2 separate regions of the Mus musculus genome follow, and region 1 is linked to region 2. A link is a loop called in an ENCODE intact Hi-C map of the cell type or tissue named here. Cell type or tissue: heart. All regions are shown on one strand. Region 1 holds the start of Etfb (electron transferring flavoprotein, beta polypeptide). Region 2 overlaps Zfp719 (zinc finger protein 719).

The links. A loop is a pair of places that touch in the nucleus more often than their neighbours do. Peaks named below come from ENCODE experiments on the same cell type or tissue, not always from the same donor. Only the 100,000 strongest peaks of a DNase experiment are listed, where the experiment ranks them.
Region 1: a loop joins it to region 2, with 2.7 times the contacts of the local background. A loop is called at or near these places in 2 of 42 quality-filtered maps.

The regions. Positions count from the first base shown.
Region 1 is chr7:43,441,486-43,446,485 of GRCm38, reverse strand. It overlaps Cldnd2 (claudin domain containing 2), which reads right to left. Exons shown (of 5, transcript NM_028849.1): 2 at 4,672-4,853; 3 at 4,180-4,320; 4 at 3,516-3,635; 5 at 3,166-3,269. The coding sequence starts at 4,840. The coding sequence ends at 3,196. It overlaps Etfb (electron transferring flavoprotein, beta polypeptide), which reads right to left and starts at 2,414. Exons shown (of 6, transcript NM_026695.3): 1 at 2,282-2,414. The coding sequence starts at 2,338. In heart, no CTCF peak of the experiment used is centred here; DNase peaks (open chromatin) are centred at 2,425, 2,925, 3,584 and 4,651; H3K4me3 peaks cover 2,731 bases; H3K27ac peaks cover 3,030 bases.
Region 2 is chr7:43,582,547-43,587,546 of GRCm38, reverse strand. Zfp719 (zinc finger protein 719) reads right to left here. Exons shown (of 4, transcript NM_172482.1): 2 at 3,251-3,479; 3 at 1,067-1,193. The coding sequence starts at 3,388. Among named protein-coding and RNA genes, the nearest start is that of Zfp719, 5.5 kb to the right of the region's middle. In heart, a CTCF peak has its summit at 2,566 (motif pointing left); no DNase peak of the experiment used is centred here.

The DNA.
Region 1 (5,000 bases), 140 kb after region 2:
CAGATGATGAAAAGATGGTATCAGGAGTCAGGGTAGCAAGGTCTGACTCACTGCCTTTCTCAAAGAGGGTATCATCAGACACTGGATGTGAAGTAGGAAGCTTGCACAGTGTGAGAGGGAAGTGCCATGACCCTAAGAAAAGAGGACACCATGCCGTATTCACCTTTAAGCTCTCGGTTCATACTGGAACACAGCCTAGCTGACCATGGGCCAAGCTTTGCACTAGGAGGCGCTGGGATTAGAGTTCATTCAAGGTGGTGAGGGTACTGGGTACGGGGTTGCAGGCCCAGCATCAAAGCCAGTTGAGAGGTTGAGGATGTAGAGTCTGAGGCCAGCCTGGGCAATTAAACGCCTCAGAATAAGATGTAGAGACCCAGGAGTGATAGTAGACAGCTGTAATCCCATCACTCAGGATGTAGAGGCAGGAGGATCAGGAGTTCAAGGCTATCCTCGACCTCTTAGTGAGTTCCAGGCCAACCTGGACTAAATAAGACTGTCTCTAGGGGCTGGGGAGATAGTTCAGTAGTTAAGAACACTTGGTGCTCTTTTAAAGGACCCAGGTTCAGTTCCTGACACACCCATCAGGCAGCTCACGATTACCTATAACTGGCTTCAGGGTTTGCTAATGCTCTACTCCAGCTTGCAGGGGCACCTATACTTCTTCTATGTGCATATCCACACACATAGGCCTAATTAGAGGAGACTGGAGAGATGGCTCAGTGGGTAAGAGCACTTCCAGGGGACCTATGCTATGGACATCGTAGCTCACAACTGTCTGTAAACACTAGCCCCAGGGTATTGGACACCTTCACGCATGCATGCATGCAAGCAAAACATCCATGCACATAAAATAAAAATAAATAATAAATCATTTTAGAAATTTAAATTATAATAAAAATACCTTGTCAATAATAATAATAATTTTAAAAATAAAATGGAAAAAGACTGGAGCTATAGCTCAGTGGTGCTGGTCTGGCCTAGCACTTGGAAGGTCATGGGCTTAATTCCCATCAACACACACACACCCAAATAAATAAATAAATAAACAAACAAATTAATGGTGGTTGAGTTGCCCACAAACCCACATGTATCTCAATAAACCTGGAAGCACCATCTCTGTCACAGGCTGTTAGAAGCCACCTCAAGCCAACCCGTTTTCTCTCTAGCAAACAGGCAGAGAGTCAGACTTGCCCAGACTCCTGATTCTTGCTGCTTACCCAGCTTGGGGGCAGGGGGCAGGCATCTGGCAAGTAACAGGGCCTCCACGGGCCTGGGTTTCCTCAACCACCCTGTTCGATTGAGAGTACAGAAGCTGTACAAAGGGATCAATCTCTGTACAGGAATTATATCTGCTGGTGCTTTGTGCCGACTTCCATGTGTGCTGTCTGGGTCATGGACATTAAGTCTGAGTCTGTCTCCTGAATCCTTCTTGTCTCATTCCTCAACTGCGGTACGTAGATGGTGGTATTAAATGATATAGCCCGTTTTTACCTATCTCAGAGGGTCTCTTGGGTGCATCTTCCTTATGCTAGGAAATTTGAAGGACACAAAGGGGGATCACAGGACAATGGGGACAGACAAACATGAATTGCCACCATCTTTTTTTCAGTACAGATTAGGCTAAGCATTGAGAGACTGGCCTGGGAACCCAGTCTGATTCAATGCTGGCTACAGCAGCTTCTCTCTGAGGAGAACCCAGGGCCTCAGGGGTGCTGCCCTCAGACTGCTCACGGACACTCCAAAGTCTTAGTTAAGCTGGCTCCTTTGAACTTGCTTCTCCAGCAAGCACAGGTCTCCTTCCCTTCCTAAATAAAAAACTGTCGACAAGCATCCCATGGCTATATGGGTGAGGCGCTTTCTGAGTCCCATGGAACCAGATGGCTCTCCATGTGGCTGTACATTTAGAGCAGACAGTGCAGCCTGCAAGGTAATGAGTGATGAAACCGCAGGCCCCACATAGAATTCTCTATTCTGATTCTCTCTTGCTAAGTGCCAGTTTTGTGCCTCAGTTTCTCCACGTGTTAAATAGGGACCATGACTCCTCCAGCCCACAGTTATCAAGGGACTGAGAGAGAGGGGAAAAGGGTCGTCACCTCAGAAGGATCTGATTGTCAAAATCTCACAGCCCTTGATTTTTGCTCCAAGTATGACTGACGTCGGGTCAAAGGGCAATAGAAATTGACTTTTGAAAGGTTCTCTTATGTGGGGCACGCTCCTGCTCTTGGACGTTCATAGCTGCGGTCTCAGGGTGCTGGGACCTAGTCGGGGTGGGGAAAGTCACCTTCACAGCGAAGTCGATGACCCTCTTGACAGCCACGAGCGCGCGCAGCTCCGCCATCTTCCTGCAGCAGTCACTGGCCGGGTCAGGTTGCTCCTAATCCAGATAGTCACACACTCCGCCCCGTATCTGTCTCTGCGCCTGCGCGCCGCAACACCGACCAATCAACCGTCGCACAACTCAGAAAAAGCCAATAGGAAGCGGAATTCAGGGAGAGGCGGGGTCCACGGCGGACCGCTGGGTGGAGGGGGCGTTGCACAGAAGTAGGGGAAAGGGCATTCCTAGGAGTGAAGTTTGCTGAGGGCTTATTTATCCTAATGCTCTCCTCGTAACTCCTGTTGTCCCCAGATCTGCAATTCACTTCTAGATCCCTCCTTTCTCAGCACTCCAAGCCCCCATGTCTGTGTTCCCACGCGCACCCTGTGCCTTTTTTCCTACGCCCCCAAGGCCTTCCTTCACTTGCTTGCCGCCGCATTCTTTCTGCAGATTCCCTCCTTATCCTTGCGTCTACACTTTACTTCCTTGTGATTTTCCCGTGTCCGCTCATCCCCACCTCCTCCCGCGACTGCGTGCTTTATGACTCTCCCGAGTCCCATATTCTCTCCCCGTGCATTCCCCGGGTGCGCTCGTCCCCGCCCCTTCTTCTACGCCTACATCCGCTAGGACTACCCGGTGTCAGCTTGTCCCTACACCCTCTCCCTGCTTCCGCATCTGCAAATCCCCAGGGTACACACCTCGTTACAGGGTTCAAGTCTCCGTTCCTACCCTCCCACATTCCTTCTGACCTCCTTAACTCTCTACAAGCCACTTTATCCGTGTCTCTGTAGTCTCCAAGCTTCTGTCTCTACGTTCCGCAGAAAAGCACGCAGGGGCGAGGCTAAAAGCCATTCCTTTATTCTGCCCCAGGCAGGCCGCATTCATAGGCATACCGGGAATCCGCTGATGGCTTCGGTGCTCTGCAAGATCATGTCGGCAAGCAGAAAGCAGAAGCCTGGCAGGAAGGGAGTACAGAGCCCGGGGAAGGAAGGTGGGCTATGGGGCGGATGATCTGGCCTGCCTGGGAGCTAGGGATGGGGGTTCCAAGGGCGTTTCCATCGGGTGTCTTGGAGTGCAGGGGCGGGGAAGTCACTGGAAGTTATTGTGGACTTTGCTAGGAAGAATAGGTGACTGGGAAGTTTCTGGGGAGGGGAGTCCTCTAGAGGGGTAGTCTCCACCCTCTTCCCCTCGTGCTGGTTACCCGCAATAAACAAGAAGGGTAAAGCCAACCATCCGAAAAAGTAGGACCAGGAGAAGAAGACTTCTGGCTTCCAGGCATTCTTTGAAGTGTATACGGCCAAGGCAATCAGCAGCAGCAACCCTGGGCCACGCCCACCCGTCAGGTGAGCGTGGCCAGGTAGAAGCTGCACCCAAGCCCACCCCTCAGAACTGCCCTTGTCTCTGACTTATCAAACCACGCCCAGCTTCCCTTTGGCTTCACCTTCGTGGGCTTCTTGCTCCTCCTCTTTTCTTTTTTTATTAAAAATAGATTCTTCCTTTATACAATCTATCCCGACCACAGTTTCCTCTCCCTCAACGTCTCCCAGCTTCCCTCATCTCCCCTCCCACACTTCCTCCTCTTCAGAGTAGAGTAGGTCTCCAAGAGAGGACAGTCAAACAGGACAAAAAGAGATACAAGGAGACAAGGCAAAAGCCCACGGAGGATGGGCAAGAGAACGCAACAGGAGGCGAAGAGTCCCAAGAGCAGAAGAAAAGAGTCAGAAACATCCCCACTGTCAGCTGCCCCCTGGCCCCTCCCATTTCTAACCATGGCAGTCAAACTCTCTCGGCCCAACTCCTTCAGAATTGCCACCACCACCAGCACCACCACCACCCCTCCTACATAGGGGTGACTGCCTTCTCACCGCTGAGGAAAAGTAAGACAATGGTATTCTGGCTACGTCGTGACTCTGCCTCTCGACACTGAATCCTTATCCCGATCCCCAAAGCTACAATACTGAAGGTTGCTGCCAACACCATGCACGCTGCGGACACTGCCACGGTGTCTGGAGAGACAGGGTAGCATCAGCTAGACGCCTTGGTGCCATGAAAGAACATCCCTGGGCTCTTCTGGCCATCCTCACCCCTACACACACACACACACACACACACACACACACACACACACACACACACACCATGAGTATCTAGAGCTCATCTGACTGCATTTTGGAAACAGGTGTTCCTATGGGAACGGAGGACTTGGTAGGGAGAGGACAGCAAGGCAGGCCTGGGGAGAAAGAGCCTTTGGGTAAAGGACATCTGGGTCTGCGCCTGGTATGGAAGGCCCATCTGGAGCTAGGGGTAGGGGTGGGCTCTGGAGTGTGGTCTGATATAGAGGCAGGTGAAGGTCTCACTCTGGCAGGGGATGTTGGAGCATTTGCCATGGGTACACTCCTGCCATAGGCCACTGTGCCCCCCTTGCTGTCGGGTCCAGTAGTTGGTGGTAGTAGACAGTACTGTGAGGATGCTGCTCAAGAGATTAAGTAAATTCCCTCCAGTCTGAAGGCTCTTCTTCACCCCCATGCCAAGGAGGCAGCTGCCAAGGACATCACAGGTACGACTGGCTCACACCTCTCGTTAGGAGGAAGCTCTTCCACGCCAGAAGGCCTCCCCCCCACCCCCCGCCCCCCAAGCACTCTTGCCTGGCAACCTCAACGTCCCCAACAGCAGCCACTTGCCTGGG
Region 2 (5,000 bases):
AGGTGTGGTCTTGTTGGACAAAGTGAGTAACTGTGTAGGTGGGCTTTGAGGTCTCCTATGCTCAGGCTCTGCCCAGTGTGGAATCTAGTCTTTTCCTGGCTGCCTGAGGAAGATGGCCCCTACTTGCTGTCTTCTGATCAAGATGTAGAACTCTTGGCTCCTCCAGCACCGTGTCTGCCTGCATATTGTCATGCTTCCTGGCTTGATGATCATGGACTAAACCTGAAACTGTAAGCCAGCCCCAAATTAAATGTTGTCCTTTAAAAGAGTTGCTGTAGTCATGATGTCTCTTCACAGCAATAAAACACAAACTAAGATAAACTAAGGAGGTGGGAGGACGGGAGGGTGGGGAGGGAAGAAAGGGGGGACTATAGTAGGGATGTAATATAGGAGAGAAGAAGAAATTAAAAAAAAAAAAGACCATTTGTTGCTCTTGCTGATGACTTAGATTTGGTTCCCAGCATCCACATGGCAGCTAAACTGTAACTACAGTTCAAAGGAATCTGATGCCTTCTTCTGGTCTCCACAGGCACTGCATACATATGGTATATGGACACAAGAAACCTTAATACACATACACGCCACATTTATTATGGATATGTGTGTGTGTGTGTGAGTATATATATGCACTCGCATGTGTTATACATACCATGGCATGTATGTAGAAGTCAAAATAAAACTTGGGAAATCGCCAGGCAGCGGTGGCACACGCCTTCAATCCCAGCACTTGGGAGGCAGAGGCAGGTGGATTTCTGAGTTCGAGGTCAGCCTGGTCTACAGAGTGAGTTCCAGGACAGCCAGGGCTACACAGAGAAACCCTGTCTCGGAAAAAAAAACAAAAACAAAAACAAAAACAAAAAACCTTGGGAAATCAGTCTTACAGCTCCTTGAGTCAAACTCATTATTGGCAGCACAAAGCAACACATGAAAATAACCAAAAAGGAGTGAAACATCAAGACAAAAGAAGGAAAAAAATTCATAAAAGACTTGATATTCCACCATGTTTGGAAAAGAGAAATAAGGAAAGTAGGCCCAGATCTTAGCTCCCCAGGCCAGCCATGCTCACCCACTGACAAGAGGTGGCTGTAGATCTCCAGCATCACGTCCTGGTACAGGCGTCTCTGGGCGGAGTCCAGGTGCTGCCACTCCTCCTGGCTGAAGTCCACAGTCACATCATCAAAGGACACCAATCTCTGTAATAATATAATCATTGTAAATTAACATTGACAAGCAGAACACGTGTTTTCAGTTACCCTCACCCCTTATATTATGCTTTAAGCTTTCTACAAAACACCTATTTCCCCACTGTATTTTGGGACATAGATGAAAACAATATATAAAAAAATAACTTGCCATCTATTAAACACTATCATCCCCATACCAGGAGGCCAGAAATGGATCCTTTTTCATTCTCTATCCAAGATTAAACAGCATGACAATTTATTAAGCCACATTATTCTTGTCTATAGCTGGGCTGGGTCCCTGGGATTCAACACTATATGAGTTTTTACTCTGAAAGACACTCAGGCTTGCCAAATAGCAATATAAAGACCCATATGGGGCTATAAAGAATATTTTTAGAAATATATACAAAGCAAGTTGTTGGGAAGAGCAAGGTAGGCACACACCTGGGAATGGCTGTCATGATAATGAGAGTACAGCCCCTTAGACGGGAAGTGTGGCGTTTGAATTGGGATGTGGACGAGCATACTCTAGGATGGAGGAACTAGGATGGAGGTGGACAGTAGGGAAAGCCATGCTTAGGGAGTGGCAGAGAGTTCTGAGTAGGAGGGGACAGTGACAGCCATAACGTCTACAAACTAGCTGTCATCCCAATCACAAGGAGGGTGAAGGGTGGTGGGTGGAGGGTGAAGGGCGGTGGGTGAAGGGGATGTGGAGTTTTCAACTTTGAGCTACGGACTGTCACTTAAGTAATTAATTGCAGGGACATGAAGATCTTCAAATGTAAAAGGCTGGTCTTATAGCATCCAACGTGTGCCACTCAATGTGATGGTAAAGGGATCTGCCTTTAGAAGCACCTAAGACATGGATGCAGCCTTCTGAAGGGCAGTTACTACTATAGCACTTCCCTCTTTGAAAATGGCTGCTAAACTACACAAGAGAAGCACTGCCCAGTCTCCACAAAGGTAGGACTTTGGGATGATGACACCTGAAGCCAGTGAGATGACCAGCATGATGTGAACCTGGCAGGATACGACAGTGCAGGCCTGTCATCACTGTGAAGCATACTGCAAGAATAAAATAAAATTGGAGTACGATCATTCTCTAGAGCAGAGATCTCCAAAGCGAATACAATGGGAGTCACAAAGTCATCTCAAAATTTCTAGCAGTCATATTATACTCAGATGAAACCAACTTAATAGCATATTTTATTTAGCCTAACATATCTAAATTATTACTTTAAGATACTCAGCTTAAAACTAAAGAGAGGGTTCAGTGAAGAGCACTGGCTTTCAGAGATCTGGGTTCAATTCCCAACACCCACATGGCAGTTCACAACTGGCTATTAATTCCAGTTCCAGGGGATTCGATGCCCTCTTCTGGCCTCTGTGAGAACTGTATGCACTCGGTACACGGCTATACAAGCAGGCAAAACATCCTACACATAAAAAAACATATATTAAATTAAGATACTCAGCTCTGAGGAGCCAATGTGTATCTATGAGCTGGGCGAGAAAGCCAAAAGACTCAGGGACTTGTCTGCGTGTGTGGTAAAGAGAATGCTGTGTAGCTGTTACCTTGGCACTGAACCATTCCCTTTTGGAGGGAGGGAGGAGAGGTTCTAGAGGCCAATCTTTCATGTTACATAAATGTGTAAGGGGACACACAGCTGGGGAAGGCTGTCACAGGGACGGGTGATGCAGCTGCTCGAGATCCCCGTGCCCCTGAGGGTTGTACTTCACAGTTGTTACGATAATTAATATATACACACAAAGTCTCTGCTTCACTAAGCTAGACTTGGATGCACCTACTTTTTTGTCCTGCCAGTCCTTTGGGCTGAATAGGAACAGGATTCCCCAGGGAGTCATAGACGGGGAGATAAATCTAAATCTAAAAAGCAGCACAATGAATGTGTCATGAAAAGATGAGGAAAGGCTGGGGTTTCAGCCCTCTGCATTTCACTCTTAGCTGGAGAATCAAGGTTGTCTTAGGAAAAGGAGTCCCATCTTCTGCTTCCAGTGTCTACAATCTAGCGAGGAAAAGTTGAACTTGGAGCATCTCTCCTCACCTCACACAATCCATCCTGCTCCTCTGCTCCCAACTGCTGGGGCATCTGGCAGAAATTCATATCAGTAGGCATGTCCTCTGTGGTTTCTACTCTTGGTCTCTCTCTAATTTTCTCAGGATTCTGAAGATAGGTCAGCATGTGGACGATTCTTGTAGAGTTGTGGGGCAGAGGCCAACTTGGTTATGTTGAGAAAATTGGCGGCATGAATGGCTTAGCCTCACCCAGAGGTCTGCAAAGATATCAGAAAGCCCTGGAAAGTCAATGACCATATTATCACTCACTCAAAATTTATTAGCCCATGAAGAGTTGAAAGTTCTATCTGAAGATCATCCTGTAGACACTGCAGAGCAGACAAAGCCCAGAAATGTCCAACTCTCCCTTCTACCTCTTAACCGTGACAACAGGAAGGTATTAAGCAAGGTGACATAAAACAAGGATGCAGGTATTGGTCACTGGCATTGGGAATTTGATGCAGGATAAGGCTCATCAGCCCCTAGCTTCTGATTACCAGGTCAAAAGTATGAATCAAAAAAAAAAAAAAAAATTAGCTAGCTCTTAGCTTATTTTCCGGACAATCTTTTCAGCTGTATGGCAAAGGCTACTATACCTGGTGTTTTAATATGATCTAAGGTCATCAAATGAAAGAGAGAGGATCAGTATAGTATATATCTGACTTATACGAAATGACACACTGTCCCAGTTCAAGTTTTTATTTGTTTCTAGGCACTGTTCAAACTTACTAATGTACCTCACAGCCCATCTCTTCTAACATATCTCTGTAACTCACTCACCACCACAATTCCCTTCTTGATCAGAAAAGATGAGGTATATACACAAGGACTTCTGGTCTGTAATCCTACCCTTTCCTCCTTTTTTTTTTTTTTTTTTTTTTTTTTTTTTGAGACAGGGTTTCTCTGTGTAGCCCTGGCTGTCCTGGAACTCACTCTGTAGACCAGGCTGGCCTCGAACCCAGAAATCCGCGTGCCTCTGCCTCCCGAGTGCTGGGATTAAAGGCGTGAGCCACCAATGCCCGGCTGTTTTTTAATTAATTATTTATTTATTTCACTATAGCTGTCTTCAGACACACCAGAAGAGGGCGTCAGATCTCATTACAGATGGTTGTGAGCCACCATGTGGTTGCTGGGATTTGAACTCAGGACCTTAGGAAGAGCAGTCGGAGCTCTTAACTGCTGAGCCATCTCACCAGTCCTCCTTCTTATTCTGTCCATTTTATTTTGTTATTCTGTAGCACAGGCTGACAGAGAACTCATTATAAACTCCAGGATGGCCTCGAGGTCATAGTGCCACTGCTCCGTCCGCCTATCAAGACAGTGTAAGGATTACAGGTATGACCATCCCTCTGGCCGACTATGCATGTCTTCCTTGTCTATAATGAGTCACCCCTCTACACTGGATGTAGTCACTCAGATCAATGATTTTCAGTGACCTCTAAAGACAATACAGGAGTGCCAGGTTACAAACTACCTCCCAGTGACTGGCACGCTGCAGGATCCTGAAATTATGACTGACACAAATTTTCCCTAGCGTGTTTAATTTCTTAGTTTCCACATAACCCCAAATAACTCTCAACACAAGGGTCCAAATGACAGAGTCCAGGCTGGAAGCAATTATTGATGCTGCTTTCCTTTTTTGAGGTAGGGTCACTTGGCCTGAAGTCTATTGTCCTGCCACATCTGCAGCTTCCTGGCAAGAAGCCACAACCTGCTGAGCAGCTGAGCTTGTCTTCGGG